Linked DNA regions of Mus musculus: all the other regions are linked to region 3. Evidence: chromatin loops called from intact Hi-C (ENCODE). Cell type or tissue: left cerebral cortex. All regions are shown on one strand. Region 1 holds the start of Mir1928 (microRNA 1928). Region 2 overlaps Pnkd (paroxysmal nonkinesiogenic dyskinesia). Region 3 overlaps Usp37 (ubiquitin specific peptidase 37). Region 4 overlaps Pnkd (paroxysmal nonkinesiogenic dyskinesia). Region 5 has its middle 37 kb from the start of 6030407O03Rik.

Region 1 (5,000 bases), 250 kb after region 3:
AGGATACTGCTTTGACAGTCAGTCTGTCATACAGCATGCTGACTTTGCTCGTTGGGATGCACAGGGTAGAACGTGTTATTGTTGGGAGCCCGTAAGAGGCAATAAGAAAGCTTGCATCAGAGACACAAATGTTCATTAGAACTCTCTGGAACCTCATGAGAATACAAAACCCTGCCCACAGAGAAGGAGGTGGTTCTAGTCAAGTGGATGTGGTGTTTGTCACAGAATGAATTAGCCTTTAAGGACTGAGCCATCTCTTCAACCCCTTGGAATAGTTTAGACCATGAATGAGCCCATATCCTGAATTCCCCATTTCCCTCCCTGTATCTTCCGTCTTTAGGGGTTTTGTGGCCTTTCACCTGACTGTAGCCTCTCTGTTGTGTGTGCTTGGCCTGTCTTGGTCTGTCTTACCCTGTTGCATGTCTGTTGTGTTTCTGGAGTCTCTCAAATACCTGTCCTTAACAAAGGACAATTGTCTTATATTTGTTGAACAGCCCACAAAGAATGAGAGATCCTTTTTCACAGAAATTTTAAACAGAATTTTCTAAGGGAAAAAGCTATTCTGTTGACTTTAACTGACCCAAAGCTGCACACAGGGGCCTGGAGAGATGGTTTAGTGGTTAATACTGACTGCTTCCAGAGGGCCTGAGTTAGATTCCCAGCACCTGCATGGCAGCTCCTAACAGTCTGTAACTACTGCCCCTTTCTGGCCTTGTTAGGCACCAGAGATGCGTGTGCTGCACCAACATACACGCTGATAAAACACCCATTAACAGAACATAAAGTAAATACATCTAAAAAAAAAAAACAACACCCTAACCTTTTTTATAAAGCTGCAAACAGGTTATCAACTATTACCCACATATTGCTTCTGACATTTTTGGGGCATTTGCTTTGTTTAAGGTTGAGACATTGGGAATAGTCTGTATTCTCATGTCGCATTCGTGGGGTGCTGAGGATTGAACCCGGTGTATGCTAGGGAAGCAATCTATCGCCAGCCCTCCTGATGGTTCATCGAGATTGTTAACTCCACTTGATTGGTCAGTAAATGCCTCTAGGGTTGGGCGGCAGAGTGTTCCCAGAGAGGATTAGCTAAGAGGAGAGCTTGTCCTGAAGGAGGATGCACCATCCAGTAAGAGGAATAGACGGGAAAGGAAGAGCAGTGTCTGGCCCATCATGCTTTGCGCTGCCACATCCTCCCACCAGCACTCGCTGAAGCATCTTTAACCGGAAGCACACAAGGCTTTCCTCCAAGATGATTGACAGGTATTGTGTGCTAGTGACCAAAGGAGGGGCCGGCCCTATCAGGAGGATCAGTGTGCTTTGTACTAGGAGAAAAAAGCTAGGCATGACGGTGGGTGCTGAGAGCCCAGCTCCGGAGGCTGAGGCAGGAACACTGCCCAAACTCAGGCATTCAGGGTAGGTTGGAAGGTACCTCAAGACCTCAGTTTTCTTGGGGAGGAGAGGGTTTCGAGGATAGAGCTTTGCGCATTGTAGGCAAGTGCTCTACCACTGAGCTACATTGCCAGCTCTAACCCCAACTTGTAAAGAAGAAAAAAAAAATCATAAGGGGGAAAGACCAGAGACCTCCACTCCCGCCGCACCCCCTGCGCCACTGCAGGCAAACAGTCTCAAAGCTACACAGGTACCCTGATGGAACCCAGGGCTTCCTGCTTGCAAACACTCTACAGAGGGAGCTGCGTCCCTAGTCCTGAAGTTTGATTTCTGTGCAGCTTTTAACTGCCTCGATGAAAAGGAAAGTAGGGTAACCCAAGAGGCTGAGAATCTTCTGGAGAAAAGGTTTGTGGGATGCAAGAAGGGGCCGACCCCACACAAGACTCGCGTTTTGAATCCCATGATAACTTCACTCACCCCTCCTTAGAGCACATGGGAACTGATGTTAGATTACTCACATTGGGCTAATGGCTAAATACTTGAGTGGGAGAACTCAGAGAAAAAGGAATGTACGTACGCCCAAGACTTTGTCAAATAGTGGCCTTGGGTTCCAGATAATGGGGCTGTTACAGCGGTTTCAGTAGATCATGGCAGTTAGCTGATTTGCTTAGAAGACAATGTTGCCCTCTGCTGGTGGAGTTCTGAAACTACAGTCTTCAGTAGTTTTTTTGTTTTGTTTTGTTTTTTGCCCCTTCCCCATTTTCTGCTTGATTTCAGGCATTTCTGAAACGCCTCACCTTGCTAGGTCATTTCCTATAAATAGTGGCCTAAACTTTCCCTGTAGTGTGACCTTCCAGAGGATTGGGGCAAGAAAAAAAAATCACTGGTAGGTCTCCGTCTTTTCCATTTTTGAGAAAGTCTGAAGTAATCCAGGATAACCTTGAAATCATAATCCTCCATCCTCCATTTCCAAAGTGCTGGGGTTACAGGTTACCCACAGGCTGGGTCTCCTAGTCCATGTTTTTTTGGAGCTTAATTCTGTTTTTTTTTTTGTTTGTTTGTTTTTCGAGACAGGGTTTCTCTGTGTAGCCCTGGCTGTCCTGGAACTCACTCTGTAGACCAGGCTGGCCTCGAACTCAGAACTCCTCCTGCCTCTGCCTCCCGAGTGCTGGGATTAAAGGCATGCGCCACCACGCCCGGCTTGGAGCTTAATTCTGTACCACTTGCCAAGCTATCTCCAAAGTGCACGAGATATGGGGGTCAAAACACAATAAAATCTACCTTTTCCCCATGCTTACAGTCTCAAGAAGTGGAAATCGGAAATAAACTACGTGATGAACAAGTCAAGTGTGCGGGAGTGTTACTGAGTGGACATTGGGAAGGCCTGGGGAGCTATGAACTGCTAGGCAGGAGGTCTCAAGCAGCAAGCTTGGGGCAAGGGAGGACCTTACTCCAGGTTGAAGCAGGCAGGCTTTCCGGATAGAGGAAGTCAAGCCAATGGCTAAACAGTGAAGCAACACCCAGGGGCAAAGCCAGAGGCTACGGCAGATGGCTCATGGATGGCCGGAATTGTGTTCCTGCCTCCTGTCTCCAAGACGTAACCCTGAGGACATCAGAATGTGACCTTATTTGGAATTAGAGTTGTTGAGATTGTAGTTAGTTTAGCTGAGGCTATTAAGGGAGCCCCAGTTGGTTGTTGCGGTAATTATTTAAATCTCAGCCTGGAGTAGAACCCCCTCTTAAACCAATTAGTTCTGGATTGAAAGACACACACACAGCTTTTATATTTACAATAAGCCTTAACCAACACAAGAGCTGAATAGCTGCCTACCCTCCATGCTGTTAGAATCTATTTTCCTATGGATAAACCAGGAAAATATTACTTATTTACTAAGTTTTATCTGGGCTCCTCTTAACTCTAATTGGGCAGTCCTCAGGGCCACTCTCTAACTCTTAACCCATGGCTGCTTCTCCTTCCTCCTCCCCTTCCCCTAGCTGAGAACCTCACCTATGTCTCTTCTGCCTAATTATTGGCAGTTGGCATCTGTATTTACAAATCAAAATTAATTTGGAGGGCAAGATCGCATTGGTTAAGGCAGACTCCAGGTCTTGCTCCCCCCCCCCCTTAGGATTACAATAGACAGTAAAAGACAAAATCTCAATAACTGGTGATCTTATCAAAATGGGATACAGGCCTAGGAACCCACGAACTGAGACACAGTGGAGGGAGCATGGGCACATAAGGACAGATACTGGATTGTGCTTCTACAGGCCAAGGAACTCCACCTTTTGCCAGCAAACTACATGATCCGGAGCAATGTATGGAACAGGTTAGATAGAGTACTTCTCACTGCCCTAAAGAGGAAAAACAGTCATGCTGACATCTGGACTTCAGACTCCCAGGAACTAGGAGACAGGAAGTTTCTAGTGTTTGGGTCACTCAGGTGAAGGCAGAGGCAAGGAACAGAGGGCGAGAGAGACCAAGCAAAGCTTTGAAGGCCATTTGTGCTATGTCAACTTGATACAGCTAGTCATCTCAGAAGAGAGAACTTGAATTAAGAAAATATCCACATCAGATTGGCCCATGGGCAAGTGATAATTTTCCTAATTATCACCAGTGTCGGAGGGAGGGTCCAGTCCACCACCCCTGGGCAGGTGGTTCCAGGGTTCTCTAAGAAAGCAGGCTGAGCAAGCAAAGGGAGCAAGCCAATAAGCGACATCCCTCCATTGCTTCCACATCAGCTCCTGCCTTTTGGTTCTTGCCCTGCTTGAGTTCCTGCTCCGGCTTAGCCTTGGTAAAGGACTGTGATCTAGAAGTATGAGCTGAAATAAACCCTTTCCTCCCCAAGTTGCTTTTGCTCATGGTGTTTCATTACAGCAATAGACACCCTGGCTAAGACAATACCAGTTCAGGGCTTCAGTTTCTATCCCCCTCTTTTTAAAAAAAGATTTATTTATTATTATATCTAAGTACACTTTAGCTGTCTTCAGACGCACCAGAAGAGGGCGTCGGATCTCATGACGGATGGTTGTGAGCCACCACGTGGTTGCTGGGACTTGAACTCAGGAAGAACAGTCAGTGCTCTTAACTCCAGCACTATATCCCATTCTTTTTATTCAAGAAATGGTATTTATTCTAAAAGCCCAAGCAGCACTCAGCATTAGGGAATTACCAACAAAATTAATTTATTAATCTATTTTGAGGAGAAAAAGTCACATGATTATCTATATAGAAACCTTGGACAAAATTCAAAACCTGTTCTTGATGAGAAAAATGAGCTCAAAATAGGAACAACTTGGGCTGGAGAGATGGCGCAACTGATAAGAGCACTGGCTGCTCTTCCAGAGGTCCCGAGTTCAATTCCCAGCAACCACATGGTGGTTTACAACCATCTGTAATTGGGTCTGATATCATCTTCTGGTGTGTCTGAAGATAGCGATAGTGTACTCACGTATATAAAACAAATAAATCTTTAAAAAAAGTAACAACTAAACCGGGCGTGGTGGTGCACGCCTTTAGTCCCAGCACTTGGGAGGCAGAGGCAGGCGGATTTCTGAGTTCAAGGCCAGCCTGGTCTACAAAGTGAGTTCCAGGACAGCCAGGG
Region 2 (5,000 bases), 160 kb after region 3:
AGGGGTGGCTCTCCGCTGGAGGCGGACAGCCACAGGATGATTCTTTTCTTGGTGTCCTCTGTTTTACAGGGAACCAGTCGGCAAATACGTGAGGAACAATGTGGCTGTGTACTACGTGTCCTAGTGAGTGCAGGCTGTTGCTGCTGGGATGGGAGGGGGACAGGAGGCAGCTGACCGGCGTTGTTCAGGGCAGAACTATGCCCTAAGAGAGAGGGCTTCCCAGAAACTGTGCCAGTCTCCAGGCAGGGGCAGAAGAGCAACCTGAGGAGGAGTAACATCACGGAGTGCTGGGACAGGACAGGAGCAGGCAGACACGTGGTGATGGAATGAAGGTTTCATGGTGCTGCCCAGGCTCTCTATGATCACCTTGCATTGCCTTCAGGTCATACTGGGCTAGGAGCAGGCCGGGGGGTGTCGTGTCCTATAGCTATGTCCCATCTCTTCCCTCAGTGCTGTCTTCCTTGTCACCTACCTGACCCTTGCCTGCTGCCAGGGACCCAGGTGAGTGTTGGAGACCCTGACAAGAGGAGGGCAGAAAGTGGGACAGGGGCAGAGCATTGTAAGAGGAAAAGGGTTTGCACAGTGAAGAGAGCCTACAAGGAGTATTGATGAGGAACAAGAGGCCAGCTGTGTTACAGAGTAGTGTGCAATGCCCACCTATATGCTATATCTATCTTACAAGATATGGAAGAATCATATATACAAGATATGTACCATGTCGAGCATTTAATAAACAGTAAAGAAAATCAAAAAGGGAGGAAGTAGCAAGATGTCTCAACAGGTAAAGGTACTTTCCACCACGCCTAATGATCTGAGTTTGAGGCCCGAGACCCACATGTTGGAAAGAAAATGATTCCTACAAGCTGTCCTCTGATCTCCACATGTGTGCTGTGGTGCATGCACACACACACACACACACACCAACGTAATAAAAAATTACAAACATAAAAGGGAAAGTTACTGCATCTCTATCAGGAAGAACTCAGGGTTCAGAGGCGCCAAGGGATTTTGTCACAGTCACACAGGAGACATGCAGGTTCTAAACAAGTCCCAGCCATGCTGGCTCCACAGGAAAGGACTGTCTCGGGTTATCCTTGTGTAAATATCTGAGTACCCTCCCTAAGGAGAAGGCTTATTTCTCAGGACTTCTGCTAAAGGAGCTGCTGAGACTTGATGGCCCAGGCAGGTAACCAGGGTCTTCCTCCCTCTCCCTCTGTCTCCAGGCGCCGATTCCCATGGAACATCATCTTGCTCACCATCTTTGTAAGTCTAGAAGGGAAATGGAAGACCTACACTCGGGGAAGGGTTGGGGACACCCTTGTCCTTGGCTGGCCCTGCTCTTGCTTTCCTCTGTGGCTGTTCTTCCCAATACAGTTACCCCCAGCTCCTGCAGGGTCATGGCGACCAGTGTTGAGGCTGTTCTGTGTTGAGCCATACTCAATAGCCCATGCTGTTCTTAACCATTGGCCTCATTCTCTCCTGCCCGCAGACTTTGGCTTTGGGCTTTGTGACAGGCACTATTTCCAGGTATGTTCAGGGACAATCCTCCATGCTCTTGGGGAGGGAATGTCATGGAAGGCTGGATGGACTATGGGCACAATCCTGAACATAGGGAGTCTATTTATGGCTTCTGCCTCTGGCCCATCTCAACGCTGCTTCCTTTTCCCCAGTATGTATGAAACCAAAGCTGTCATCATAGCAATGATCATCACCGCTGTGGTATCCATCTCTGTCACCATCTTCTGCTTTCAGACTAAGGTGAGGATGGGGAAGGCCTTTCTCTGACCATCCTGCCCTCTTACACACACACACACACACACACACACACACACACACACACACACACACACACACACCTTTGGGTTCAGCACTTGGGCAGGCATGGAAGGGTTCAGACCCTTGCAGACTAGGGACTTCCCTAGCCTAATCTCCTGCTCCCATGTCTGTACTTGACAAATTGCTTCCTGTATGATATATGTCCTTAGCATATCACTGTCACTGCCATGTCCCCAAGAGCAGCACTGGGACTCCCCAACTGGGGCTCAGGGTCAGTCCTCTGGGATGCTAAGGATGGCAGTTATCGACGTGCCTCTTTCTCCCTTTCTGCTAGGTGGACTTCACCTCGTGTACAGGCCTCTTCTGTGTGCTGGGAATAGTGCTGATGGTGACCGGAATTGTCACAAGCATAGTGCTGATCTTTAAATATGTGAGTGTCCTGCCAGAAGGGTAGGCAGAACCCAGGCAGCAGACTTCCTGTGGAGCAGGGGCGGGCTCTGGCTCACACACCTCTCCACTGGCCAGTGCAGGCACCAACACAATACCATCCTTTTGGGTTAGGGTATAACAGATTTCTCTCAGGCAGGTGATAAACCACAGCCCCCTTAAGCCCTGGATAGCACCACTTGGTTCCTACAGGAACTGATAGGTTAGCCGAGACCAGGTTTCGTGAAGGACTAAGTTGGGCCTGGATGGAAGTGGCCCCGAGATTGCTGGTTCTGCTGCGTTCTTTGCTTCCAGTCAGCTAAGGCGGGAACACAGGGTTGGAGGGGAAGGATCAAAACAAGAGGTGCTGCCCCCCCCTCACCATGGCTGGTCCTGGTCTGTGTACAGGCACTTGGCAGGAGTGTTGAGTGGGGTGGCAGGTTGCCAACAGGCTTCTCTAAACTGTATCTAAGGTGGGCTGTAGGAGCCAGTGAGCTGCATCCATGGGCTGGCTCCTGGGAGCTCACTGTCACAGGCTCTTCAAACAGCATGCACTGGGCTTGTCTTGTTTCCATGACCTCCAGTAGACATTCCTGGACTTCACTAGCTTTCAGTTGGGCTGATGGGCTAACGTGGACATTGTGGGACAGCCTTTGGCAGATAAATTACAATCTCAGTTTCTCCCAGGATCTAGAGGCAAGATGGGGATCCTGGAGAGGTAGCTTCCCTACCTGCCTCTCTAGCTGGAGTCCCAGGGTCAGCTGGGTCTCCAAGGCCTGCTTTGGCTATGCTCTGCGTGGCTCCCTAATGCCATACTGTGCTATTTTACAGATTTACTGGCTCCACATGGTCTATGCAGCTCTGGGGGCCATCTGTTTCACCCTGGTAAGTTAGTTCCCTCTTCTGGGAGGGGAGCTGAGATGGTGGCTTTTAGGCAGCTTGGGAGGTGGGGAGGAGCCATGGACAATTGTTCTCTTCTTATGTAGGTGTTTTACAAGTTTCTGACATCCCTGTTTTGCTCTGTTCACATTGCTGGCTGGGTAACAGATGTGTGCCAGTCTCTGGTAGACAAGTGAACTGCTCAATGGCAGAAACCATGTAAAAAGCACACTCCTCCCTAGTGACTGACTCCATTAGTGAGCTATATGGCTGGCCCAGGGCTCTCAGGACATCGTGCTGACAGGAAGTGAACCCTGGACACTGAGCTCCTTGGCACTCATGTCTGGTTTCCCTGCAGTTCCTGGCTTATGACACACAGCTGGTCCTGGGGAACCGGAAGCACACCATCAGCCCGGAGGACTACATCACAGGCGCCCTACAGATCTACACAGATATAGTCTATATCTTCACGTTCGTGCTCCAGCTCGTAGGAAGTAGAGACTGAGAGAAAGAGAGATGTCCCTTTCACTGGCCTGGGACTCACCCTTTCCTATTGGGCTGGGCCCTAGGTCCCGTCTCCCCTCAAGTAATCTGCTCAGTTTCCTCTCCGTCCTGGGGATGGGAGGACCTCTGGCTGTGTTCAGTGAGAGCCATGATGCTGGGATCACTGGCACCTCTTAGCCCTTGGTGGGCTTGGTAAGAACTAGTCTGAAGGTGTATCTCCTTCCCTTTACCCATGACGAGTATGCACCAAACTCTGTGTGTGTGTGTGGGTGGGTGTGTGTGGGTGTGTGTAGGGGAGTAGGGAGCCTGTGAACACAGGAGCTCTGAGGGGAAGAGGCTCCCCTCCCACCTCGGCCACAGGGTTCTAGGCTAGGAGCTGGAGCTGTCTCCCTCCTGGATCCAATAAAGCCAGATGCTTTGCCTCCAGCTCCAGTGCTCATAGGCCACTTATGCTGTCTGAACTCTTTAGGCTTGGCATCTCTTAGCTTTAGAAGCTAGAAGAGATCTGTGCCCTGGGGTCTCTCTGTTCCAACCCCATCTTCCAGTAACATGTATCAGTTATTTATCTGGCTAGGGGAAAAAAGACAGTGAGCAGAGTTTCATCAGTATGGGGGCTAAACCAGAATGGCATCCACCCTGCCTGGCGCCCAGCCTGGCTACCATCCAGACCCAAAGTGCCTTGGGGCCTTCTGAGGCTTTTAAAATCGGACCTAGAGGGACCTCCTATTTTGCTCTGACACACAGAGGTGGATTGTGGGATTCTGGGTGTGGCTGGGAAGCAGTCTGGGTGAGAGATAAGTGGGGACAGGGAAAGCGCCTTGGGTGCCCTCTCTGGTCTGAGAAACACTGAAGTCTACTCTGGTACACAAGTTCAATCTGTTCTGTATTCCCATTGGGAGATTTCAGACTAAAACCCCCTCTTCAAGCCAGCTGCTGCTTTCTATGTAATCCAAGTGCCTCCTCCGGCTGGTACCAGGATGGGAACAGAAGCCGGTTTATCAGGTGGGGTAGAAACCTTACTAGCCCAAGGACATAGTTAGAGCTATTCTGTCCAGTACTTGATTCTGAATATATCACAGAGGGACACAACTAGAAATGTAATAAAGTTTTATGTTTGGCAGGAAGACCCTTGAGTTGCTGTGGCTTTCTTAACTCTAAGGTGGGAACCCAGTATTTGGAAGAAAGACTTTCCTGAACAGTTCTTGGTGGTGGGTGAGACAGGCTGCTGCAATGGTAAAAGCTGCCTGAGGAACGGAGCTCAAGTCTGCAGCACTGGCTCCAGGAGCACTGGCTCCAGAAGGGGCTTCTCAGCCACCCCGCAGGATCACGTGTATGCCATGAACCCTCTGTAAAACTTGCCTAGCTTTAACTCCCCCGGGAAGCTCCATCTTTATAGGAAAGGGGCTAGACCATAG
Region 3 (5,000 bases):
TTACAACAGAGCTAAAGGGTTCTTTTTTTTTTTTAATTTTTTATTAGATATTTTCTTCATTTACATTTCAAATGCTATCCCAAAAGTCCCCTATTCCCCCCCCCCCGCCCTGCTTCTCTATCCACCCACTCCCACTTCTTGGCCCTGGCGTTCCCCTGTACTAGGGCATATAAAGTTTGCAATGCCAAGGGGCCTCTCTTCCCAATGATGGCCGACTAGGCCATCTTCTGCTACATATACAGCTAGAGACATGAGCTCTGGGAGTACTGGATAGTCAATATTGTTCCACCTATAGGGTTGCAGACCCCTTCAGCTCCTTGGGTACTTTCTCTAGCTCCTCCATTGGGGACCCTGTGTTCCATCCTATAGATGACTGTGAGTGTCCACTTCTGTATTTGCCAGGCATTGGCATAGCCTCACAAGAGAGAGCTATATCAGGGTCCTTTCAGCATAATCTTGCTGGCATATGCAATAGTGTCTGCATTTAGTGGAGAGCTGAAGGGTTCTAATTGCTTCCCTGGAATATGAAAGAATACTAGAAATTCTCCTAGAATAAAAGGAACTCCATATATTTTTATGATTTATATAATCTTGTGTAGTTTTCATTTTTCTCATTTAAGACTAGACAATATTACTAGGTGATGTCCCAGTACTTAGGAGGCAGAAACAGGTGGCTATCTGTGAGTCTGGTTCATATAGTAGTTCCAGGCCAGTCAGAGCTATATAATCTGACTCTGCCAGCCAGCATTTAAAATAGAATATTTAGGATAATAAAAAGAATGTTTACAGTATAATCCATGTATATCTAGTACTTATTACCTTTGACTAATCTTTTGATTTTTGGGCTTTTTTGAGACAGGATTTCATGTTATAGCCCAAGCTGGCCTAGAACTTACAACAGTTTTCTTGCCTCTGCCTTCTAAGTGCTAGAATTACAGGCATGCACCACCACACCCAGTTAACTTATTGTTTTGAGTAACTTTATTTTAGCAGTGTTTACCTTCCACATTTCTTTAAAGGGTATACTTGGCACTGTTGTAATCAAGCAAAACTGTTCAGTTTGGAGTTGTAGCTCAGTTGGTAAAGTGCTTGCCTAGTACATGAAGCTATGGGTGTGAGCAACAGCACCACAGAAGCCAGACATGGTAGCACACAAATTCAGTTCCACACTCTTATTTTTAAATTGTGTGTGTAGCCATCTTTCTAGCCTCCCAGTTCCCACTTTAAACTCTAGAGTATATTAGATATAGTGTTGAGCATTAGCTATATTGATTGATTGACATTCATATTGGTAGACATTGGGTATATTAATGGACATTTTGCCTTCTTGTAAAAGTAATGCTCTTCTTCAGGATTTGAAATTGTGCAGATTAGAGCCTGGGAAGGCAGAACTGGAGAACTCAGGATTTGACAGAATGAGTGAGGAAGAGGTGCTGGCAGCTGTGTTAGAGATAAGCAGGAGAGAAGCTTCGCCGGTACTTAGCCCTGAAGATGATGATAAGCCAACCAGCAGTCCGGACACCGGCTTTGCAGAAGATGATATTCCAGAAATGCCTGAAAATCCAGATGCTATGGAAATTGAGAAGTCCAAAACAATCACTGAGCCAGGTAAGGTTCACCAAGATAAGTATCTGTTACACAAAACATGTGTTCCAGAGCCTTTACTGACATGCAGCTTCTAAGTTATCCTAAAGCCCTCACATTTGGACATGGAAGTCATAGAGCGATATCGCAAAATTATTTTCTAGATTTTTGTGGAGTCAGAGCGTCTTAATTTCAAATTACTTTATATGCAAGTAAAATAATAATTAGTGTATCCTCAGGATAACAAAACCCAAAAAGCTGATGGTGTTCTTCTGAGGTATTTATTTCCTCTTAATGCAATGTATTCCCCTGCTCTTGTTAGTCACTCTATAATGCATATCACTTGGTCATAGTCATTCTTTGTTTTCAGAACCATTCTGTGGGTCAGTGCTTCTAAATCAAGGGCATTCTCTGCTGCCCTGGAATGGTCGTCACAAATAGAGAGACATGGACTACTTCTGGCATGAGCCACTTCCATTTCCATAGATGAAAGGGATCTTTAATTCCTGTAAGGTGGCTCTCCTATCTCAGAGAGTCTGGGGAATTCTGCTAAAATTTACAGCATACACACTTCTCCATTTCCCACTCCCCAAAAGGCCTCATCGGCACCTCATGCAAATTATTAATGATACTGAGCCTGAGAAACCCTGATATAGATGTGGTAAGATGAAATTATTTGTCCCAAAAAATTCTAAGTACAACTGGGAGTATAGTAGCTTGGTAGCTTGTTTAGTAGCTGTGTGCCCACCATGCACAAAACCCAGCATCCCCAAACCAAGCATGATGGTGTGTACAGTAATCCCATCAAGGAAGTGTAGATGGGAGGTCAAAGTCTCGGCCATCCTCAGATACTTAGAAAGTTCTAGGCCTGCCTGAGCTACATTAGACCCTAACCTATAGTGTTAATGAGGGCAAGGTAAATTACTCTTTCTTAACAGTAGGTGTCACTAGAGTCCACAAAGTTCAGGGTTTCTCCAAAATAATGTTTTGCTTTTCAGGTCCTGCTAGTTTTACTGAGATAACAAAAGACTGTGATGAGAATAAAGAAAACAAAACTCCAGAAGGCTCTCAGGGAGAGGTTGATTGGCTCCAGCAGTATGACGTAGACCGGGAAAGAGAAGAGCAGGAGCTGCAGCAAGCACTGGCTCAGAGCCTTCAAGAGCAAGTAAGACACTTTCTTCCTGTTGCTGCTGCTTCCATGCTTCCAGGAGTGGAATCACAAAGACTGGCGTGTTAATCATTTACTGTGTGTTAGTCATTCATTGCTCCTAGATAGCTACATACAATTAGTTATTGGAAAAAAATTATTTGGGCTTGTTTGGACTGGAACAGTTATTAAATTAGTAGGGTTTTTATTATTAAAATGGAATAAAATATTGTTGGCCATGTTATATGCTATAGGGATGTTAAAGATTATTCCATTAGCTTTATTCTGCAAGCTGTCAACAAGTACCTCACCATGATTTTATGAGTGGTAGATTATTGTTTGGTTATTTTCTGGTTGTGAGCCATCTCTTCAGCCCTGGTTATTTTTTTTACAATATTTCTTTTACTATAAATTATTTGACCACAAATATCTAAAATCTAATAATTTTTAAATTCTGGTGATTGGACCCTTATTTTGTCTGTTTGTTTTGCTTTTTTGTCGTTTTGTTTTTCAAGAAAGAGTTTCTTCATGTAGTTCTCACTGTCCTGGAACTATCTCTGTAGACTAGGCTGCCTTTGAACTCAGAGAGATTGGCCTGCCTCTGCCTCCCAGGGCTGGTGGTAAAGGTGAGCACCCCAGCCACCTGGCAGACCAGTGCTTTTCAATCTTGATTATGTTTTAAAGTTACCTGAGGTGCTCCAAAAATACTGATGCCTGAATTGTCCTAATACTGATAAATCTTTAAAGGATAAACCTTGGATATGGACTGGGCATCTGGATTTCTCTTTCTTTTAATCTAGATTTTAAAAGTCTTCCCTGGTGATTCTAATGAACAACTAAGATTGAGAAGAGCTCCTTTACAATCTCAATCGGTTCTTCTAACCTTTTATTTATAAGCAGTGCTTTTCTACTTACAGTGTAATAAGATACATGTATGTGACGCTGGAGATGGGACCCAGGTCCTTATACAAGGATTTTACTACTGAACTTTGTCCCCAGTCATAAAGGCAGTTAAACATTTTATTTTTTTCCTGTTTTTTGGTTTTTCGAGACAGGGTTTCTCTGTACAGCCCTAGCTGTCCTGGAACTCACTATGTAGACCAGGCTGGCCTTGAACTCAGAAATCCTCCTGCCTCTGCCTCCCAAGTGCTAGGATTAAAGGCATACACCACCACTGCCCGGCTCAAACATTTTTATTTACATTTTTTTTCTTATTTTGTTTTGTTTGAGACAGGGTTTCTCTGTGTAGACCTGTCTGTCCTAGAACATGCTCTGTAGACCAGGTTGACCTTGAACCCAGAGATTTGCCTGCCTCCGCCTCCCAAATGCTTGGGATTAAAGGTGTGTGCTACCACTGCCCAGCCTACTTATATTTTTTCCTAAGAATACCTTTGCTGTTTCAGAAAAATGACAGTCAAGGGTCTTCATTTAGTATTGCTGCCAAACCTGTCTTGTGGATCTGGTTTCTTTAGTTAGAATAAAGTAGAAATAGATGGCTCGGTAACCTGTAGGGATACTGCTCATTCTGCTGTCACACACAGGGTATGAGTGTCTCCTGGATGGAAGTGTTCATCATCCGCTCAGGAGAGCCAGTTGTGTTCTACACTACTTATAAGTAGTTATTGAAAAAGAATAAGTATATTCACTGTAGGTTGTCTGAAATCTGCAGTGTAGCAGTGTTTACATCTGTACCATAAAGGGTGATAAATGCTAAGTCCAGGGAAAAGAAAGTAAGTAGTTTGCTAGGTGTGAATGATTACACTGCTGCTGTTTTCAGACCAGAAGAGATCCCATTTCCGAGGGTTGTGAGCCACCATGTGGGTGCTGGGAATTGAACTCAGGATCTCTAGACGTCAGTGCTCTTAACTGCTGAGCCATTTCTGCAGCACTGTGCCTGGCATTTTTTTATATTTAAAAAAAAAAATACGCCATACAGTCACATTGAATGACTTGACAATGTTATTGACCAGAGGAAATAAAAACCCCAACGTTATGTTTTAAGAGGACAGTGTTGAAAAGAAACAAGCTTCTATTCCACATAGGTCAGAGTCCAGATAGCTGTAAAGCTAGGGAAGGCATGGCAAGCAAGTGCTCTCAGAGCAGCGTGCTGTGCCTCTTTAAACACTTGTTCCTGTTCTTCTCTCTGTAGGAGGCTTGGGAACAGAAGGAAGATGACGACCTCAAAAGGGCTACAGAATTAAGTCTTCAAGGTATGGGGAGGATTTCAATTATATTTTTAAATGGAAAAGTACATTAATACATAGAAGAA
Region 4 (5,000 bases), 140 kb after region 3:
CCCTGGCTGACCTAGAACTCAATCTGTAGATCAAGCCAACTTCCAACTTATAGAGGTTCAACTGACTCTGACTCCCGAATGTAGAGATTAAAGATGTGCTACCATACCTAGTGGAGAATTTATTTTGAAGACAGGAACTCACTGGAAGCTCAGGTCAGTTTCCATCTTCCAGGAATCCCCCTGCCCCAGATTCCTGGGTTGTGCATCATTAAGTCGTGCTATTATGTTGATTCTGCCTGATTCTTCTGAGGAAGCTGAAGCAGACTATTACAAGTTCAAGGCCTATGTGGTCTATAGATGAGTTCAAGGTCACTCTGGGGCAGTTTAGCGAGACTTTATCTTGAAATAACACAAACACAAAACAAACTGAAGCTAATCTTGGTTGTCAATTTGACACACCCAGGAAGAAGGAATTGCCATTGAGAAATTGCCTCGGTCAGATGCCCATCCTGTAGGCATTTCTGAGGAACATTTCTTGATTGTTACCTGCTGCAGGAGGGCCCAGCCCACAGTGGGCAGCACCACCCCTAGGCAGGTGAGTCCGGCTGTATAAATGAGGTAGCTGACTTTTCTGAGCTGTGGTCTTTGAGAGCTAGCCAGTAAGCAGCATTCATTGCTGGTCTCTGCTCCAGTTCCTAGCCAGGTTCCTGCCCTGACTTCCCTTTCCTCCCAGAGTTGCTTTTGGCTGTGGTGTTTTAAACAAACAACCAGAAAAGCAGGAAAAAACTGAGCAGACTTTTACAAACACACCGCCTACCTCCAATGCCTCATCTACAGGTAACAGGTCAGGGGATTCTCAAACATTTTGGCCATGGATCTCAGTAACACACATTTTATACACGTTACAAGCTATCCTCCCTCCACTCCACCCAGGAACTTTAATTAAAACATTAATTAGTTTGAGGCAGACAAATCCCGCCTGGAGGGGAGCTACTGGCACCTGAGAGCAGCTGAAGGAGGGAGTCGGTGTTCCTTAAGAACGTAGCTCCTGAAGCACTCTGGAGGCAGAGGCAGGCAGATTTCTGAGTTCGAGGCCAGCCTGGTCTACAAAGTGAGTTCCAGGACAGCCAGGGCTACACAGAGAAACCCTGTCTTGAGAAACCAAAAAAAAAAAAAAAAAGAAAGAAAGAAAAAAAGAAGGTAGTTCCTGGAAGACTGAGCACACTCCAGTGGAACCCTGTGCAAGCATCAAGAGAATGTGAGCAGCAGATTGCACTTGATAGGATTTTTGTTTGTTTTGTTTTTTGAAGAAAACAAAGTTGTTTGGTTTAGGGAAGTGGGGTGAATATGAGAGGGGTTAAAATGGCCAAAACACAGCCAGGCATGGTGGCGCACGCCTTTGATCCCAGCACTCAGGAGGCAGAGGCAGGCAGATTTCTGAGTTCGAGGCCAGCCTGGTCTACAAAGTGAGTTCCAGGACAGACAGGGCTACACAGAGAAACCCTGTCTCAGAAAAACAAAAAAAACAAAAAACAAAACAAACAAACAAAAAAATCAAACACATGTGTGTGTGTGTGTGTGTGTGTGTGTGTGTGTGAGAGAGAGAGAGAGACAGAGACAGAGACAGAGAGAGGCAGAGAGAGAAACAGAGAGGGAGAGAGGCAGAGAGAGAGAGAGGCAGAGAGAGAGAGAGAGAGAGAGAACCATGTGCCTGCGGGAGTCTGTTCTCTCCTTTACCTACCATGTGATTCCCAGGGATCCAACTTTGTTTGAGGTTTGGCAGCAAGCTCTTTACCTGCTGAACCTCGTTGGTGATCCCTTGTGGCTTTTTAACATAAATCTCCCCCCAATCTGATGCTGTGATAAAGCGTGGATTGAAGGGGGAATGACATTTTAGACTTAGATCCACACACTAGACATACACAGTAAGTAAAGAGGAAACGGAAGTGCACTGAGCAATATTTCCTACCTTATTTAGTCTGTTTTATTATATTTGTTAGTTCTGGCTAGGATCCTCTATTTTGAACATAGCATTGAGAGCACTGAGTGAATGTTCTTCCAACTGTGTCTCTGCAAAATCGTCGGCACCTACCTTCTTGTCAAGCATTGGTAGCCAGATCATGCCATCTAGTGGTCATGCCTAGATCTGTGTCTTTCTCTTACTGAGATGTCAATGGGATTCGGGTGCTTATGATAAGAAAGCAAACTAATACAGAGTGGATCTAGGGGGCTCATGCTTGTAATTCTAGCACTTAGCAGGTGCAAGGAAGAGGATGAAGAATTCAAGGCTAGCTTAGGCCAGCCTGGGTTACATGTGAGCTGGTCTCAAAAACTAAAAATGTCTGGTCCAGGCTAGGCTAGGCACCTTATAGTGAGGTAAAGGGTTAACTATGGTCTACACCTTGCCCCACAGAGCTGTTCTGTATGGTAGCTACTACCCACTTAGGACTACTGAGACTTGAAGTATACTTAGTGTAAAACCAAATTTTGTTCCATTTTTTTTCTAATTTCAGATCAAATTACTTTTTGTGGGACTAGAAAGAGGCAGTGAGGTCATGGTATCTGGACAGTAGAACACTTGCCTGACATATGTGCGACCCTGGCTTTAATCGCCGGCTTCAGTCCCTACACAGGGGGAAACGTGCTAAGATCAATACATCGTTGAGCCTGATGTGGTCACAGCACTGTCAGAGGCAGAGCTGGAAAGCTGGGAGCCAGAGGTAGGAATCTGGTAAACACTTGGAACACAGTGCAGGCCTGGGAAGGCAGGGCCTGTGTAAGGTCAGAGTGAGAAGCCAGTACGTGGTGATGATTCTCAGAGATGGATTTCTTAGATATGTAAGAAGAATGTTAAAGGGAGCTTCCTGATTGGGAGGCTGAGGTAGGGAGAAACAAAAGATGGAGGAAGTCATCCATAGCATAGGAGCAGGGGCTGGGTGGGCAAACTCAATCCTGAACACTCCAAACAGGCCTGATGGCTCAAGAGACCAAGATACAAGGTGGCCCTGGGCAGGGAATAAGGATTCAGCGTGATCCGGACCCTGCTGAGAATCCTGGCCTAGGCAACTTCATCCCAATAGGTCCTGAGATCAAGCTCATCTGAGTCACTGGGCGGGCTCCCTCCAGACCTGTAACAAGGGACTTTTCAACTTTGCCCCAAGCACTTGACAACTACTATTTTTAAACCTTACAAACACATTCTATTATTACCTCTCTTTGTACAGACACAGCCACCAAGGCACAGAGTAGTTAAGGACCAGCCCCAAGGTCCCACAGCCACCAGTGATTATAACTTGGAGTTGGCTAGTGGCTCCCCTGGGGCCTGAGCTTACAGCTGGCCCTCGGGTCTGGAGGGAAACATTCCCCCAGGGCATTTGCACTTTTTTCACAAGCATCTCGGATGATTCCGATGGTCAGAGAAGCTGGACAGGGGACCCTGGCCCTGGCCTTGCCTTGGTGGATGCCAGATAGGGTCCAGCTTCCTTATTCCACAGCTCACTTCCATTTCTAGTTGGGTCTGTTTACACAGCACCACAGGACTATTCCTAATGTGCTACATCCACTCCAGTAGGGACTCGTGTCACAGACAGGTTTAAAAGTCTGGAAGCAGTCACGAGGCAAAGAGTTTCAAGGAAACTTAGCCTCCTGGAACCTTGGCATTCCCATAGCTAAACTGCCCCAGATTTGTCCCTGCAATATTGTGGAAGGTCTTGCGTGCTTTCTTACAGTATTTTACTGGCTAAGAGATAGAAGTCTCAGGGCAAGCTTAGCAAAGTATACTTAGAATCTTCATTACAGCCAGGTATAGCAGACTACATTGCATATTGGTGAATTCTTCTGACAAATGAAAATTCCCTACAGATACTTAAAAGAACTGCCAAGTTACTTTCATATGCAAGTATTTACCAAGGCCTAGGAAAAAGGGGGTTGTGGATTTGCATTATTCATAAGGTCTGCTAGAGCAGAACCCCCTGGTGCTAGCTTTCACAAGGCTCAAAGGAGAAGGACAAATTGTGACTAGGGTGTGAAATCCTTACCAGTCATTAATTGACTCTAGCTAGGCAGGGCTGTTTTATCTTTACTGTAAACACTACCTGGTTCCTGTCAGCCCTTTGAAGCCATTCCTTGTCTTGTGTAAGACAGTTTAAATGTACCTTGCCTGCTGTGACACCCTACTCCTTTGTTTTCTGTATTATATAAGACTGCTGTTTGCTTTGTGAAAAATTACATTAAGATTCAGCACTCCCTTGTGTCTGGGTCTGTCAATTCTCGCCAACTCCTTGCCCACCTGTCTGGAACCTTGATTCCCCATGGGTTGAGAGGGGCTGACTGAGCCTGGTCCATGGCACTCATGTCTTTTTCTTTAAAAAAATTTTTTTTAAATTATTTACTTTATTCGTATGAGTACACTGTAGGTGTCTTCAGACACACCAGAAGAGGGCATCAGATCTCATTGTGGGTGGTTGTGAGCCACCATGTGCTTGCTGAGAATTGAACTCAGGACCTCTGGGAGAGCAGTCAGTGTTCTTAACCACTGAGTCATCTCTACAGCCCTGATTATTATTGTTTTTGAGACAAGACCTCACCATGTAGCTTTGGCTGGCCTGGGATCTGTTAGGAAGACTAGGCTGGCCTTGAACTGATGGAGATCCACCTGTATCTGCTTCCCCAGGAGGATAAGGATTAAAGACATCCACCACTACACCCAACAAAGTCCAATATTTTATCAATAGGATTTTTTCTCTTTTCTGTTCAAGATGGAGCGACCTCTATCAATTGGTTTTGACATCAAATGCCTGTTGTTTTCTTGCTAGAATGCACATTTTCACCTAAATTGTCCCTGATGTCCAAACCCTATAACACTGCCTGAAACATAATAACTGCTTTTTCCTTTCCTTCCTTCTTTTTTTTTCCCATTTCTTTCTTTCTCCACCCCTCTCCTACTACCACAAGGTTTTGCTGTGTAACTCAGCTGCTTAGAACTTGCTCTTCAGACCATGCTGACCTCAGACTCAGAGATCTGCCTGCTTCTGCCAGGATTAAATGTATTTTTTGTGAAT
Region 5 (5,000 bases), 550 kb after region 3:
AAACTGTAACTATTACCTACGCTCGGTATTTCTTTATTTGACCTCCTTTTCTCTCTCCTCGCTAGACTCTTAAGTCCCTGAGGGCACAGAGTGGTTTACCTTAAGCCCTAGGGCAGTGCCTGCCAGGTGGGGCACCCTCTCCTGGTGCACAGGGAATGGCTTAAGTCTGGAAACCTCATGGAGGCACTGTGGGAAGGAGAAGATGGAAACACAGACATGTGTACAGAAAAGCTGGGCACAGATGGGCTGCACAGGCTATGAGAGATGACCAGAGCAGCTACTGTAACAACTGGGAACTTCAGCATGTTTATTATGTATACTGGAGCGGGGCGGGGGGAGCACATGTTAGCTGTTGGCTAGTCTTGGTAGGAGGTTTCTGTGGGTGAGCAATCTCAGACCATAAAGGTTAGAAGTGTTTACAAACCATAGACCAGTGTGTGTGTGTGTGTGTGTGTGTGTGTGTGTGTGTGTGTGTGTCTGTGTGTCTGTGTGGTATGTATGTGTGTTTATGTGTATGTATGTGTGTGTGTCTGTATGTGTATGTGTTACTAGTAGAGGGTCTTGAGCATGACAAGCAAAACATTTTAAAAAGGCAGAGTGTGGGAAGGAGAACCCAGGAATGTGGATGTATGCGTACGGAGCACCCTAGAGGAGGGGCAGCAGCAGTGCTAAGGTTGCAGGTGGAGAGAGAGACTTTGGGGTGTGGGGCACTGCAGTTAGGAATGAGGGTCCAGGCTGGAGTGGAAACTGAGGCATAACCAGACACTATTTGGAGGGTGGCCTCCTTTCACAATGGTTTCCCTGAGCATCTGTGGGAAGGAGGGCAGGGGTGGGGATGCCTTTGAGACACAGTCGCTGTCACTGGAATAGATCTTTCTTATTGCGGTGACATCAGCAGGTGCCAGGAGGGACAGACAGGCTGTGTTTCCTAGTGCCAGGCTGCTGAGGCTAGGAACAGCAGAGCTCTGTTGCCACGGAGATAAGGGAATGAAGAGCAGGTAGGGCCTTGTAACTGTGAGGGCGATGTAATTCCAGGTGGCCTCAGAGTTCTGTGTGTGCTTGGTGGTGACACTGCCACCTGACCGCCCTTCCTCTTCTCCAGTTCCTCCTTGCCTCTCCTAACCCAGAATCCTAGACTGGATCTGGGAGGTGGTAGCTGGGCCAGGTAAGAAGATACTAGAGATGGGGTGCTGTTTTTAAAAATTAATGAATGAATGAATTGATTAATTAATCAATTCATTCATTCTTTTTTTAATCTCCATGGAGGCTTGCAACCTGTAAGAATGGCTGGCAAACTCCCACTTCCGTCCCTCCCGGCCCCAGCCCAGTCTCCGCATGCCAGCACCTCCATTTTTCATTTCCTGTCTGCTTCTCCCACGCTAGTCTCTGGGTCTGGATCCATGTTTCTCGTTCATGCGGGTCTCCCAGGCAACCTTCCTTAGTGCCCACTGGAAGAAGCATCAGTAGACCAAGCTAGCTACAGTTGCTGAGGGGGGGGAGTGGAAACCGCAGGACCGTCTCTTTCCAAGGATCTTCTGGAATGAGAAAGGATGGCTTTCAGAATGCGGAGAACATCTGGAATGATCAGACAGGGCTCAGTCTGAAGTCCTTTTCTCGTCTAGGCCCTCAAGTCCACGTTGGTTAACATTTTATAGCGTTTTCATGATCCCAAGGCGCCCTCCAGTGGCCAAATAGGAAGTTGCGGCTCTTCCAAGAGGAAGTAAAAGTGGGCAGTTGCTGAGCCAGCTTCACACCGCCCCCGCACCCCCCCCCCCCACTCAATTCCCAATTCCAACTTCAGCCTTCATGCTGGAGTCCACTGAGGTGGCAGGAGCCAGTGAGGAGCCCTGGATAGGCAGTCAATGACTGGGGGCTACTTATGGCCTCTTTACCATGAGTCTCTGGGTTGGCATCTCTGGTACTTCCTAGCCCAGCATTGCCTATAATATAAACTCACTTCCTGGATAGGCAAGGTCTGTCTGTCCATCCTCCTGCAGCCAGCCTACAGTTGGCCCTCTATGATTGAAGCTTTGGCTGGTCCACAGATCAGGGCAAGTAATTCTAGAAGGGCCATGAGGAGGTTGGGAGGGCTGGTTACCATCTCCAGGATGCACTTGGAGAATCCAGGCCTGGGATTGAGCTGCATAAGAAAACTTGACCTCGGTAGCAGCAGCTGGAAAAAAAACCCAAGACGGTACTGAGAAGCCAGCATCCTGCATCACCAGGCTCCGGAGGGTCTGTCGATGCTCTGGGTTCAAAAAGTGCACGAGTCGACAGGATGCTCAGGGAAGGAGAAGCTAAGGAGGCAGCTTGTGCAAGCTCAAGCTGATATCCACCAACCACCCAGTGGTGGCTTACTATCTAGTCACAGCAGGTTACCCTCCTTTAGAAACGCAGAGTGACTCTTTCACCTAGACTGAAAGGAACCAGTTTTCAGAGCTGCAGTGGCGTGGGAAGGGGGACAGTGCCCCCTTGTGGCAATATCTTGGTACTTCAACTCAGAAGAAGCCAGAAGATGAGATCTACTTCTGTCAGGCTCATTTGTGCACAGCATCTAGGAGCAGAGGGTAGGGCTCCCAGAGACACTGCCTTGTGACTCACTACAATAAGCGTGATTTCCTCTAGAGAGTCTTAGGGTCCAAGACAACTAATGAGAGCAGCAAAGGTCACATGCAGGTTCCTGGCATGATGCAACCCTGTGCCAGCATCCCAGGATGTGAGATGAACAGGGCATGGCCTGTGCCCTCCACCATCAATGCAGGAGTCAGAGAAGAACAACAGTGCCCTTGTCACACTGGGCATGCAATGTCCCGGCTGTTGTCATTTCTCCTTAAGTGTGGCTTCTGAACATCCCTGGGTTTTCTCCTCACCTCTATTAAGTCTTTTCTTTCAACTTATTGGTGCCACAACTGCGCTCAGGGTTATTATGCTAGAGAGGGTGAGGTGGCTAGGTGTCATATCTGGGTAGGATTTGTTTTCTTTCTTTTTTTAAAAAAGATTTTTATTAGATATTTTCTTTATTTACATTTCAAATGCTATCCCGAAAGTTCCCTATACCCTCCCCCCACCCTGCTCCCCTACCCACCCACTCCCACTTCTTGGCCCTGGCATTTCCCTGTACTGGAGCATATAAAGATTGCAAAACCTAGGGGCCTCTCTTCCCAATGATGGCCAACTAGGCCATCTTCTGCTACATATACAGCTAGAGACACGAGCTCTGGGGGTACTGGTTAGTTCATATTGTTGTTCCACCTATAGGGTTGCAGACCCCTTCAGCTCCTTGGGTAATTCTCTAGCTCCTCCATTGGGGGTCCTGTGTTCCATCCAATAGCTGACTGTGAGCATCCACTTCTGTGTATGCCAGGCACTGGCATAGCCTCCCAAGAGACAGCTATATCAGGGTCCTTTCAGCAAAATCTTGCTGGCATATGCAATAGTGTCTGAGTTTGGTGTCTGATTATGGGATGGGTCCCCGGGTGGGGTAGTCTCTGGATGGTCCATCCTTTCTTCTTAGCTTTGTCTCTGTAATTCCTTCCGTGGATATTTTGTTCCTTATTCTAAGGAAGAATGAAGTATCCACACTTTGGTCTTCCTTCTTCTTGAGTTTCATGTGTTTTGCAAATTGTATCTTGGGTATTCTAACAGTGAGTGCATATCAAGTGACTTCTTTTGTGATTGGGTTACTTCACTTAGGATGATGCCCTCCAGGTCCATCCATTTGCCCCAGAATTTCATAAATTCATTGTTTTTAATAGCTGAGCAGTACTCCATTGTGTAAATGTACCACATTTTCTGTATCCATTCCTCTGTCGAGGGACATCTGGGTTCTTTCCAGCTTCTGGCTATTATAAATAAGGCTGCCATGAACATAGTGGAGCATGTGTCCTTATTACTAGTTGGAACATCTTCTGGATATATGCCCAGGAGAGGTATTGTGGGATCTTCTGGTAGTACTATGTCCAATTTTTTGAGGAACCGCCAGACTGATTTCCAGAGTGGTTATACAAGCTTGCAATCCCACCAACAATGGAGGAGTGTTCCTCTTTCTCCATATCCTTGGCCTTTTTGTCTTATTGATTGTGTCTTTTGCCTTACAGAAACTTTGGAATTTCATGAGGTCCCATTTGTCAATTCTTGATCTTACAGCACAAGCCATTGCTGTTCTGTTTAGGAATTTTCCCCCTGTGCCCATATCTTTGAGGCTTTTCCCTACTTTCTCCTCTATAAATTTCAGTGTCTCTGGTTTTATGTGGAGTTCTTTGATCCGATTAGACTTGAGCTTTGTACAAGGAGATAAGAATGGATCAATTTGCATTCTTCTACATGATAACCGCCAGTTGTGCCAGCACCATTCATTGAAAATGTTCTTTTTTTCCACTGGATGGTTTTAGCTCCCTTGTCAAAGATCTAGTGACCATAGGTGTGTGGATTCATTTCTGGGTCTTCAATTCTATTCCATTGATCTACCTGTCTGTTGCTGTATTAGTACCATGCAGTTTTTATCACAATTGCTCTGTAGTACAGATTGAGGTCAGGCTCGGTGATTCCACCAGAGGTTCTTTTATTGTTGAGAATAGTTTTTGCTATCCTAGGTTTTTTATTATTTCAGATGAATTTGCAAATTGCCCTTTCTAACTCATTGAAGAATTGAGTTGGAATTTTGATAGGGATTGCATTGAATCTGGAGATTGCTTTCTGCAGGATAGCCATTTTGACTATATTTATCCTGCCAATCCATGAGCGTGAGAGATCTTTCTATCTTCTGAGATCCTTTTCAATTTCTTTCTTCAGAGACTTGAAGTTCTTATCATACAGATCTTTCACATCCTTAGAATTACACCATAGTATTTTATATTATTTGTAACTATTGTGAAGGGTGTTGTTTCTCTAATTTCTTTCTCAGCCTGTTTATCCTTTGTGTAAAGAAAGGCCATTGATTTGTTTGAGTTAATTTTATATCCAGCTACTGCACTGAAGCTGTTTATCAGGTTTAGGAGTTC

What was found. A loop is a pair of places that touch in the nucleus more often than their neighbours do. Peaks named below come from ENCODE experiments on the same cell type or tissue, not always from the same donor. Only the 100,000 strongest peaks of a DNase experiment are listed, where the experiment ranks them.
Region 1: it touches region 3 in a loop (7-fold over the local background); 16 of 42 quality-filtered maps call a loop at or near these places.
Region 2: a loop joins it to region 3, with 2.2 times the contacts of the local background. A loop is called at or near these places in 16 of 42 quality-filtered maps.
Region 4: a loop joins it to region 3, with 11 times the contacts of the local background. A loop is called at or near these places in 16 of 42 quality-filtered maps.
Region 5: it touches region 3 in a loop (4-fold over the local background); 2 of 42 quality-filtered maps call a loop at or near these places.

Annotation. Positions count from the first base shown.
Region 1 is chr1:74,203,094-74,208,093 of GRCm38, reverse strand. Mir1928 (microRNA 1928) reads left to right here and starts at 1,474; the gene lies at 1,474-1,540. In left cerebral cortex, a CTCF peak has its summit at 2,083 (motif pointing left); a DNase peak (open chromatin) is centred at 2,038.
Region 2 is chr1:74,287,958-74,292,957 of GRCm38, reverse strand. The region is part of intron 2 of Pnkd (paroxysmal nonkinesiogenic dyskinesia); the gene reads right to left. It overlaps Tmbim1 (transmembrane BAX inhibitor motif containing 1), which reads left to right. Exons shown (of 12, transcript NM_027154.5): 5 at 70-123; 6 at 451-501; 7 at 1,224-1,263; 8 at 1,490-1,527; 9 at 1,671-1,758; 10 at 2,111-2,206; 11 at 3,034-3,087; 12 at 3,440-4,711. The coding sequence ends at 3,586. Among named protein-coding and RNA genes, the nearest start is that of Pnkd, 5.4 kb to the right of the region's middle. In left cerebral cortex, no CTCF peak of the experiment used is centred here; DNase peaks (open chromatin) are centred at 62 and 2,611; H3K27ac peaks cover 931 bases.
Region 3 is chr1:74,450,436-74,455,435 of GRCm38, reverse strand. It overlaps Usp37 (ubiquitin specific peptidase 37), which reads left to right. Exons shown (of 24, transcript NM_001310662.1): 18 at 1,353-1,608; 19 at 2,583-2,749; 20 at 4,881-4,941. Among named protein-coding and RNA genes, the nearest start is that of Vil1, 44 kb to the right of the region's middle. In left cerebral cortex, a CTCF peak has its summit at 2,528 (motif pointing right); a DNase peak (open chromatin) is centred at 2,608; H3K27ac peaks cover 190 bases.
Region 4 is chr1:74,310,577-74,315,576 of GRCm38, reverse strand. All of the region lies in intron 2 of Pnkd (paroxysmal nonkinesiogenic dyskinesia), which reads right to left. Among named protein-coding and RNA genes, the nearest start is that of Tmbim1, 8.7 kb to the right of the region's middle. In left cerebral cortex, a CTCF peak has its summit at 2,066 (motif pointing left); a DNase peak (open chromatin) is centred at 2,058.
Region 5 is chr1:73,899,200-73,904,199 of GRCm38, reverse strand. No RefSeq gene overlaps it. Among named protein-coding and RNA genes, the nearest start is that of 6030407O03Rik, 37 kb to the right of the region's middle. In left cerebral cortex, CTCF peaks have their summits at 1,678 (motif pointing left) and 2,463 (motif pointing left); DNase peaks (open chromatin) are centred at 1,010, 1,439, 1,615 and 2,462.